Linked DNA regions of Homo sapiens: region 1 is linked to region 2. The links are chromatin contacts, found by Hi-C in ENCODE. All regions are on one chromosome and are shown on one strand. The core of a region is the stretch at or near the end of the contact, and the rest is flanking DNA. Distances in the headings are between cores, read along the strand shown. Region 1 has its middle 23 kb from the start of MPHOSPH6. Region 2 holds the start of GAN (gigaxonin).

Region 1 (5,232 bases), core at 1,836-4,335, 880 kb before region 2:
AGCATGAACTACTTACATTGCAAAATAGGCAGCAAAGTCTGGACAAAGACACCAACAATTTCCAAATAACCAATAGCTGATTGATGGTTAATATCTATGACACTAAAAATCCATATTTTCCTCTCCAGAGCATGGCCTCAGTGATGTTTGATTTTGATTGACTCATAGGGATAAATTGTTCAACTGGTCCAGACTGTCTTGGTTCACATCTTGGTTACATGTAAAGAAAGGAGCTAATGACTATCGCTTACCTTCACTCTTCTTGTTTGCACCATTTGAGGTACGAGCAGATCAATAAATAATAGCTCTCTCTTCCCTTCTCAAGTTAAGAACCTATCGAGAAACAAGACACAGAAGACAGACACATAGAGATCAAAATATCAGCTTTATTATTATAACTGATAAGACTAAGAGAATTTCGCTGGAGAATTGAGAACAAATGGACTTGCTAATACTCCTTAATTAGTCACATTTACCCACCAGTCCAAGGCATCCCTCCAGTACTCTAGGGCCCTCCCTACACAGGCTGTGGCTGCTTCTGTAAGTTTCTGACATATGTCAGTGTCCTGGAAATAGGAGAGGTCCAAGAAAGACAGTTAAGCAGATTTACTTCCTTCTTCAATCAAAGGCCAGGAGGGTCGGGCACCATGGCTCATGTCTGTAATCCCAACACTTTGGGAAGCCAAGGTGGGCAGATCACCTGAGGTCAGGAGTTCAAGACAAGCCTGGCCAACATGGTGAAACCCGATCTCTACTAAAAATACAAAATTAGCCAGGCATGGTGGCGCATGCCTGTATTCCCAGCTGGTGTGTGCCTGTATTCGCAGCTGGTGTGTGCCTGTAGTCCCAGCTACTCGAGAAGCTGAGGCAGGAGAATGGCTTGAACCCAGGAGGCAGAGGTTGCAGTGAGCTGAGATTGTGCCACTGCACTCCAGCCTGGGCGACAGAGGAAAACTCAGTCTCAAACAAACAAACAACACCAAAAACAAACAAACAAACAAAGAAGGCCAGGAATGTGACGATGGCTGTTACACCAAAGGCAATTCACTACGAAAACGTAAGTACACAGGCACTCCATACAGCAACCAATTAAATTCTATCAAATGTCCCACCAACAGCTATCATATGGTCCAAAGGTCGATAAGCTGAGGATTCCCTAAGTGATTCAAATTTACCTTGTAATACAGATATGAAACAAAATTTTAGGATTCCCATGAGGTTTTATAGATTTGTTTGGCCTTATGTGGGACAAAGGTAAGTTTTTCCTTAAGCACTCGAACTAAGCCAGAACGCTTGAAAATGGGTATGTTGCTTATTTGGGTTCTCTGATTAAGAAGACAATTCTTTCATCTATGCCTTCCAGAGCCCCCCAGACAAGCTCAGATCTATTTATGGCTTCTATTAGTTAGAGCAAGAATATTGTAAAGTCTCTGTTCTGTTTCAAACCAGACTTGGCTGAGAGCCTTTGTAAAATGCATCCATTCACTTTGCTCCCGCCATGAGTACATTAAATGCAATTTCATATTTCTTTGATGATTTATGCTCTTTGAGAGCCTCACATCATCATTTACATCAATGCTCACTGTTTGGGCCTAAATACACAGAGATAGAATATACAAACAATTGGATTAAGTGTGTCCTAACCATAAGACAAACTGTGGCTGACCAGGAAGACCTCTGAAATATACATATGAAAGATGATAGGAATACATTAAAAAATGATGATGGTGGTGGTGATTAGCACTTACTATGTGCCAGACACTCTTCTAAGCCCTTTATGTACATTCAATCATTTACTTTTAAATTTTTTTTTTTTTTTTTTTTTTTTGGAGTCAGAGTCTCCTTTTGTCATCCGGGCTAGAGTGCAGTGGCACGATCTCGGCTCACTGCAACCTCTGCCTCCCGGGTTCAAATGATTCTTATGTCTCAGCCTCCTGACTAGCTGGGACTACAGGCGCACGGCACCAAACTTGGCTAATTTTTGTATTTTTACTACAGACCGCATTTCGCCATGTTGGCCAGGCTGGCCTTGAGCTACTGACCTCAGGTGATCCACCTGCCTCAGCCTCCCAGAGTGCTGGGATTACAGGTGTGAGCAATCGTGCCTGGCCTCAAGTCCTTAAGTATTATTACCTCCATTTTATAGATAAGGCCAACTCAGGTTCATGGAAGTGAACTAACTTGCCCATGCTATAGGAAGTGAACCGCCAGGATTTGACCATGGATGGTGTGGTTATAGAGCCTTCATGTAAAGCCACAAACTGAAGCAAGGGAAAATATGTATTGAACTGAATCAACAAGATGGGAGAATTCATCCCTCAGTAAGTTGAAGTGAAATATGCTTAAGCCTTCATCCGCAAACTCAGAAACATACGCATGCACACACACACAAACACACATCCCTCTTATCAGCTACAATCAAAGTAAAAAGATAAACCTAAAAATCACAGACTCACTGCTTGGGGCAGAAGATATAACATTAACAAATAACAAAGAGAAAGTCATATATCTCCACTCCTGTTGTATTTCCACCTTCTTTATCAGGGACAATGATCTTTAAACCCAGGAGAGTTGAATAAATGTAGTTTAGAAGGAACTGAAGTATGAGATAGGTAAGGTGATAGCAGGAGACCATCTTGTTGTTTTAAATGAGTTTTTGTCTCCAGGCCTAAACAAATTACGTCCTGGAGTATGAAGAGCCTTTGCAGATGAAATCTAAGAGTCACTGTCAGTAATCTTTACAGGGTCGTAGAGAGTTGAAAAGGTGCTGGGGCAAGGTATTAGAGACATGTACTAGAGACGTGTAGAGCTAGGAAATTAGTATTCTAATTTTTCAAAATGAGGTGGAGGAAAGTGTATTCTGTGACCTACAGATCTGCACGCTTGATTTTGAAACAGGGTATGACTAGATGGTGTGTCAGCCCTTAAAAAGGAAGTGGTGATCACGAGGAACCAGGATGTATTCACTAAAGAAAAGTAACAGATTCTACATGCCTTCCTGTGTGTGTAGCTTTAAGGACTGGTGACAGTGAGGATGTCATGTGTACAGTAAGTGGTGGGAGAGCAACCTTGATGGGGCTCCCATCACCCCAAGGGCCACAAGGGTTGATTCATTCGATCTGGCTGGGTGATGGGTCCCCTCCTTTACTTTATGTTCCATGAAGTTGCACACTTGCTCAAGGAGAAACACCAGAGAGAGAAAGGCCGTCACATGGGCAAGGGAATACAAACCCTGTGCCTCCCCAGAATCCCCAGACAAGCTCAGATCCATCTGTGGTTTAGACTAGTTAGGGTAAGCATATTTACAAAGCCTCTTACTATTCTTGGAGATCTGATGGATAAGACAGTGCTTTTAAGAGAACAAATACCTGGTTGACCATTCATACCAAAAAAGCTTACATTTATGAATCAATGTCCTTCTGATTAGAACACTTTTCCTTCAGAGAGTTGCGCAGCTCATGGCCCCCCTCCATTAGGAGTCTACCTCAGTTTCACCTCCTTAAAGAGATCTTTAACCGTATGATATAAGATAGCATTTGCCCTCTAAATACACTGAATACCTTGTTTTCTTTTTCTGTATGGTTCATGTCATTATCTGACATCATATTATATATTCTAGCTCTTCTCACTATCTGACATTGTATTATATACAATATTATATATATTATGTATATATGTACATATACACATAATTTGTCTCTCTCCTGCTCTTGCAGAACCAACAAATTCTGTGTGAATTATGTCCCTGTGTTATTCAGTAGCCCTGGCCTTTTGAATGTGAACTCCATGAGGCCAGGGACTTTGCTGTCTTTTTTACCACTGAGTTCCTAGTCACTAGAAGAGTACTAAAACATAGATGTGCTCAATAAATATTTTTTGCTCAATAACATTTGTCAATTTGTGAATGTCAACCTGGAGAATGGTCTCTAGTGGCTACAGTGTTCTGTCCTTGGCCTTATCCAAAATATTAACTCTGACAGAAAAGAAGAAAGATAACAAGAAAATTGATTCTGATTCCCAGTCAAGAAAACATTTATCTTTATTATTGTTATTACTATCATCACCATTACCTACCATGTGATAGGCACTGTATTCTGCTCTAACACTATTGGAGATGCTCACAACAAAACTAAGAGGTAGAAATTATCATCTTCACTTTGAGATGAGCAAAACTGGGTTCAGGGAGTTTAAATAAGTGGCTAACATCAGACAGCAGTTACGTGATGAAGCTGGGATTAAAATTCGAGATCTGTCTCACTAAAAATTGTGTCCTTTTTTTTACAAGATGATGATAACACTTATAAAAACATGAGAAACCTACCTTAATTTGCAGCTGACTGGAAAAACTAGTACATCAGATGAAAAAAAATCAAGATTTTATGAGAGTCTGAGATTTGAATGGCAGGCCAGAATTCAAAAATATATATATATTAGGTATGAAGATGAAGTTCCATATACCAATTCTAAGCATCATATGCACGGATTGGGGGGAAGGGGGGAGAAGGGGGTGACGATAGTCATTTATTTGAAATAGACCAAGAGGCATCAATTGACCACAAGATTAGTCTAAACCAATAGTAATATGTGGCTGTAAAATGAACTAAAACAATCTTAAACTGCATTATCATGAATTTTTTTAAGGGAAGAGGGTTCCAGTTTTATTCTACAAAAGCTAGACCAGGAAAATGAAAGTTAAAATAGTGTTAAGACCCCTGGAATGGTGAAAATCTCATTATGAATGACATGATTAAAGGGCTTGGTAAACCTTGGCCTGGGAGAGAGAAGACTCAGAGATATGAAGATATCTATCTTCATATCTGAAGAACTGTCAAAAAAAATAAGAAAACATTCTCTGTTGTTCCTGATGAGTGAGACTATAGGAAAGAGGTTTGATTAAAAATACAAAGCTTACTAATAATTAGATGCCTTCCCCGGTATAAGTGAGTTTCCAATCTATTAGGGGAGATATTCAAGCAGAGGCTGTGTCACAATCTGGGCTGGAAACTCTAGTATCTACCCAAAGGGGTAGAAGATTAGGTTGATTTTAGGGGTTTGTTTTTTCAGTTCTATCTCCTACATGTGGTGACCTTAGTTTCTGAACCCCAAACCAAGACCTATGATCCTATAAAAGACTTTTTGTGTTGCTTCCAGATTTGAAAGACAGTCTAGCAGGTACAACCACCAAAATATCGTCGTTTCTAGGAGTTATCAGTGATGAAATAATGGGGAAAA
Region 2 (5,705 bases), core at 1,900-4,399:
ATAAAAGCCCAATATTATTGGTATTAAAATTACCAGTAAAAATACAAAATTAACAAATTTCTTTCTAGTTAGTGATACAGATTCGTCAAATTACTTTGAAACAGCTTCGGAATTGATAATTTTTAAAAACATCCCAAGACATTCTATCACTTCAATAGCCAAATAAACTTAAAGCAATTCATCTGTCACTGATGAAACACATATTGACTGATTCATGTTTATCCACAAAACATAAAAAAAAAAAATCTGCCTTCTCTTTAAAGATGATTGAAAATGGAAACCAAAATGACACAGTATGTAAAAGTGCTTGATAAACATTTTAATTCTAAGATATTGTAAGCCAGCTAACAGTAAAGTTTACACAAAGAGAACGGTGAAATACAAGTAATGCTCTAACGTGGTAGGGCAAGAGTAGGAAGGCGGTTAGCCGTAATTAATTTGGAGTCTAATCCTAGTTCAACCATTAAGTACTAATAACCTCATAACACAAGTCACTAATGTCCACTGAGCCCCTATTTTCTTATTTAGAAAGTGAAAGAACCGGACTACAGATATTTCCTAATTCAATGGGTACTACCTTTGAAGACATGGGAACAGACCTATGAGGTGTCAACACTATTACGTATTTCTTCACAGGTGTGATTAAATGAGAAGACTCATTTTTATCCCTCATTCATCAGATTAGTGAGCTGAAGCCTTGTCATCTACCAGCAACTCACAGCTAATATGAGTAAAAGCTGGAAGCACAAAGCGGGTCTTCAAACTCTGAATCCAGTGCGTTTCTCAATTAGGTATAACTGAGCGTCTGTGTACTATGAAAATGTGATGGTGCCAATTTTCTAATGTACACATTTGCTGTGGTAGAAAGAAAGGCAGTCATTCATTCAATACATTAACTGATAGGCACAGTTCTTTCTGGGTGCAAAGAGTAAAGCAGTGAATAAAAGAAAACACCGCCGGGTGCCACGGCTCACGCCTGTAATCCCAGCACTTTGGGAGGCCGAGGTGGGCGGATCACGAGGTGAGGAGTTCGAGACCAGCCTGGCCAACATGGTAAAACCCCGACTCTACTAAAAATACAAAAATTATCCGGGCGTGGTGGCGGGCGTTTGTAATCCCAGCTACTCGGGAGGCTGAGGCAGGAGAATCGCTTGAAACTGGAAGGCGGAGGTTGCAGTGGGCCGAGATCACGCCACTGCACTCTAGCCTGGGCTAAAGAGTGAAACTCAGTCTCGAAAAACAAAACAAAACACCACGACCTCATTGAGGTCACACTGTGGTTGGGAAAGACCACCAAAGTAAATGTGTAAAATATGGGGTACGTCAAAGTGGTAAGTGCTATGGAGAAAAACGAACAAGGATAACAAGCAAGGATTCGGCAATTTGCAATTTACTTCTTTTAAGCCAAACGGATGCCATTTAAAGAACTATAACAATAATGCATCTAAAGTAGTTTTCTTCAGCATTTTCCCAAACAGGGAAGACTTTGGTCTGCTGACTCCAATTTGGGATGGGTTGCTCAAACCTCGGAACTGCCAGCTAGAAGCTGTCTGTCACATTAGCAATCCAAATTCTGTACTAACGATGCTACCCCAGACCCTACTGCCGCCCCGCCCCCCCACCCCTCCACACTCCCCACCGCCAAAGAGCGCAAATGGATTCACAAAACAAATCCAAGAGAAACCAGAAGTTACAAGGGCACTTGAATTTCTTCTAAGTTTAGCACAGATATCTCCCCAATGCAAAGGTTAAAAGTGTAGCGTGCGTGGTGGTTTTGCTGGGACAAAGCGCTAAGAATACACATCATTTTGCTTTTTCTGACCTGTCAATTGTAGTGATATTCTCTACCACTAGCTTATATTTAACCAGCTTACTGGTCAGTTTCTCCAGTTTTTAGCATTCCCCCCTTTCCTTTTATTAAAACAGCAACCTAGTTTGCAAGAAGGTTGCTAAAAGAAAAGATAGTCTCCTGCAAGATCTGATACACTTGTATAAGCACTGTCTTATCAACCTTTTAATTAACCTGGTTAGTTGAGTTGGCAAATCAGGTTAAGCTTTGCTTTACTAAAGTATTAAAATGCCCTTTGTCGCAAGGCTCTCACGGTCCTCGGGTTGTAACAGCATCCTGAGAATTCGCTACAGTTTACTTCAACGTGTAACTCCTCTTTTAAACAGTTACCAGAATGGAGCGGAAAAGACACGTTTGGCAAGGAGAATTTCGCCCGGAGGTTCGGACTACCAACCCAAGGAGAACATCGAGAGGGTTTTCTCTGCCTGCACCCAGCGAGGCGCTGTCTGTCTGGCCTCCCAGCGGGCAGGGCGCTCCCCGCCTGGTTGGCGGCGCCGGCCCAGCCCCCGCGCGTGGATTCAGAGGCGAGCGACTGGCGAACTTCAGCGGGGACCGCGGGCCCGGCCTGGGCGAGGGGGTGACTCTTCCCCGGCGCGGCCTCGCCCAGCCCGCAGGTGCGGGTCCCGGCCGGCCCAGGACGGCGTCTGGGGGCCTCAGGGTCTCCGAGGTCGGGCGCTCGCCGCGGCGGTGGGAACCGGGAGGGACAAGGCGGGGGATCGCGGCCCGGGTCCGGGGACAACTCCAAGGGGCGCGGGGGTCCAGTGGGGAGCGCGGGCCTGGAAGCCACAGAGGCCGCCTGGGGGACGCGGTCAGCGGGGCCGGGTTCCGGCGCTTGCCGGGAGGGACGCCGCGCCAACGGTGACGCGGGGACCCCGGCGCCGGGGACAGGGGACAGGGTCTGGGGGCCACGCCCGGCCCGGCCGCCCCGCCTCCGGCTCCGGGCAGCACCGCCGCGCCCGCCCGCCGTAGCCCCCTCCCCACCTGATGTACGGGCTGGCCGCCGCCAGGATGTTCTTCTGCACCGGGATCTCCTCCCCGTCGAGGACCAGGTGCGCGTCGCAGAAGCGAGACTCCTCGCGGAAAGAGCTGAGCGCTCGCAGCAGACGCGCGGCGTGCTGAGGGTCAGACACGGCACTGCCCTCAGCCATCGCGGCGCCCGCTCCTCTGCCGACGGGTCCGGCTCCCGACACCGTCCGGCCGGACCCCTCGAGCGGCCCGAGTCCTGCGCGCGCGCCCGCCCGGCCCGGCTCTCCGCGCTCTGAGCAGAAGCTGGAGCCCCCGGGACGTGCCTGTGCTATCCGCGGCGCGCTGGGCCGGCGCCTTTAAGAAGCCGCGTCATGAAGTCATTTCTCCGCGACGCCCCCGCACCGTCGCTCCCCGCCTTCTCGCCTCCGCTGCTGGAGATGGCCAATCAGAAGCCTCCTTCCTCCGCCCGCCTGACCAGCTGCGGCTGGGTGCAGCGGAAGGTGTCTACGGATGAGATAGGTCGCTCCCGCGATGGAGGGATGTGCGGGCGGGCTAGGATTCCGTGGTTAAGCCTGTGGCCTCTGGAGCCGCGAGTTTGAATCCTGGTTGCAGCTGTTCCACTTACTAGCTCTGTGGCCATGGGTAAGGTGCCCATCCTCAGTTTCTCCGTCTGCAAAATGAAAGCGAATTCTTAGTGTTGTTGTGGACTCATGAGATGATGCATGGAAGCAAGGGCGAAGTCGCTGTAGCTTTCTTTATTTATGAGAGAAAAGGAGCTGCCCAGGTGAGAGGACAAAAACCCGAGAAAACAGACCCGGAAAAGATGGTTTTGGTTGCGGGCTAGGAAGGAGATGTAGCAGATGAAGCTGGAGAAGTCCGAAGGAGGCCTTAAATTTTGCAGGGCCTCCTTGGTGTGGGAAGGAGTTTGGTTTCTGCAGTGGTGAAGAACCATGGAAGTACCGTATTTAGCAGGGGATTTTGTGCAGGTCACTCAGCTCCTGCGTGGAGAATAAGGCGGGGATGGATGTGCTAAAGGCAGATCGATGCTTAGGTATTGCAGGACTAGAGAGAAGGGAATGGGCACCTGGATGAAAGGGTGATGCGGGGGCGGGGGTAGACAATAGTGGATTGTTTTAAAAGAAATTGTGAGGGAGAGGGAGTTAAGGATAAATATTCTGTTTGAGTAACTGCATGCATGTTTGCACCTTTCAGGGAGAGCTAGGAAATGCTGAAGGGGTGGGCAGTAGAGAGGCAGATGTTTAGATTCAGACAGGCTCCCAACCCAGTGAAGATCAAAGCTGTGATAGAAAGGATCGCTGGGTCAGCTCAGCTGGCAGGCCAAGCCCCACGGTATCTGAAGTTTCCCTGGAGGTTGCTCAGGGCACATGGGAGTGTGGAATGTAGCAACCATTTTGTGCAAACGTTAGGGACTCCATAAGCCTCTAAAAAATTAGCAATTGTATGAGGACTCCGGACCAGAAGAATGTGGCTAGCATTCCAGGCAAGACAGGATGGAATTTTCACTGTCCTTCAACCAACTGAAAGGCTCCAATAAAGTCTTGGGTATTTACCCTGAACCAGCCAAGGCTTTGGAGTCACTGGCAGGAATCCGAGTATCTAACTGTTTTCAGGGCAGAATAGATGGGGAGGGTACGGCTGTGGAAGACACATGCATTTCCACTTTCTTCTGTAAATGCAGCTCAGTGTTCCCGGATGCAATGATAAAGATGTCTAGGATTTGCTTCAAAACAAAACAAAGGGATGGGGAAGCAGATGGGAGTGTAGATGAGTCAAAAGTGGCCGCAAGTTACTAATTGTTAAAGCCACGTAATGGGGATGTGGAGATTCGTTGTACTGTCTCTATATTGTTGTGGATGTTTAATGGGGATGTGGAGATTCATTGTACTGTTTCTATATTTTTGTGGATGTTGAAAAATATTTTCTTCTTTCTTTTTTTTTTTTGAGATGGAGTCTCCCTCTATTGCCCAGGCTGGAGTGCAGTTGTGCAATCTCTGTTCACTGCAACCTCCGCCTCCCGGGTTCAAGTGGTTCTCCTGCCTCAGCCTCCCAAGTAGCTGGGACTACAGGCATGTGCCACCATGCCTGGCTAACTTTTGCATCTTTAGTAGAGATGGGGTTTTACCATGTTGGCCAGGCTGGTATCGAACTCCTGACCTTGTGATCCGCCCACCTTGGCTTCCCAAAGTACTGGAATTACAGGCATAAGCCACCACACCCGGCCGAAAAATATATTTAAAAAGGTAAGAAACACACAAGACAAGCAGCTTGGACTTATCTTCTCCATGATACCTACCCAGTATCCCTGTGAGCAGCTGACATTCCTTTCTCCAAGCAGTTGCTGTATTTTGAACATTGCTCGAGCAAGAAACTTTTTATAATGGGTTTATTTATCCATGTCACCTGCTATACTATGTTTATTGTAGCTCAGCATGATTTCCAGGTACCAAGCACAGTACTTGGTGCGTAATAGTGCTAACTGAATGTTGGATGGATGGAGGGATTAAAAAAAAGAAAAACACCTGAATATCAGACACTTAATAAATGTTTCTTGGGAGGCCGAGATGGGCGGATCACGAGGTCAGAAGTTCGAGACCAGCCTGGCCAACATGGTAAAACGCCGTCTCTACTAAAAATACAAAAATTAGCTAGGTGTGGTGGCAGGCACCTGTAATCCCCACTGCTCAGGAGGCTGAGGCAGGAGAATCACTTGAGCCCGGGAGGCAGAGGTTGCAGTGAGCCGAGATCACGCCATTGCACTCCAGCCTGGGTGACAGAGCAAGACTCTGTCTCAAAAAAAATAAAAAATAAAATAAATAAATGTTTTCTGAACTGTATTCTCTATCTGTTCTTAGTTAATTTGTGTTTGCCA

What was found. A loop is a pair of places that touch in the nucleus more often than their neighbours do. Pooled maps may share reads with other maps.
Region 1: a loop to region 2 is called in a pooled map, with 5 times the contacts of the local background. The contact joins the enhancer-like site here to the promoter of GAN in region 2. A Hi-C loop is called at or near these places in 4 of 50 pooled maps.

The regions. Positions count from the first base shown.
Region 1 is chr16:82,190,629-82,195,860 of GRCh38, reverse strand. It overlaps the pseudogene RN7SKP190. Among named protein-coding and RNA genes, the nearest start is that of MPHOSPH6, 23 kb to the right of the region's middle. Within about 2 kb of position 3,085, at least 5 of the 41 ENCODE cell types and tissues checked have a DNase peak (open chromatin) inside an H3K27ac peak, as active enhancers do.
Region 2 is chr16:81,312,406-81,318,110 of GRCh38, reverse strand. GAN (gigaxonin) reads right to left here and starts at 3,149. Exons shown (of 11, transcript NM_022041.4): 1 at 2,831-3,149. The coding sequence starts at 2,997. RefSeq lists silencers at 2,273-2,542, 2,563-2,622, 2,763-3,102 and an enhancer at 3,113-3,312.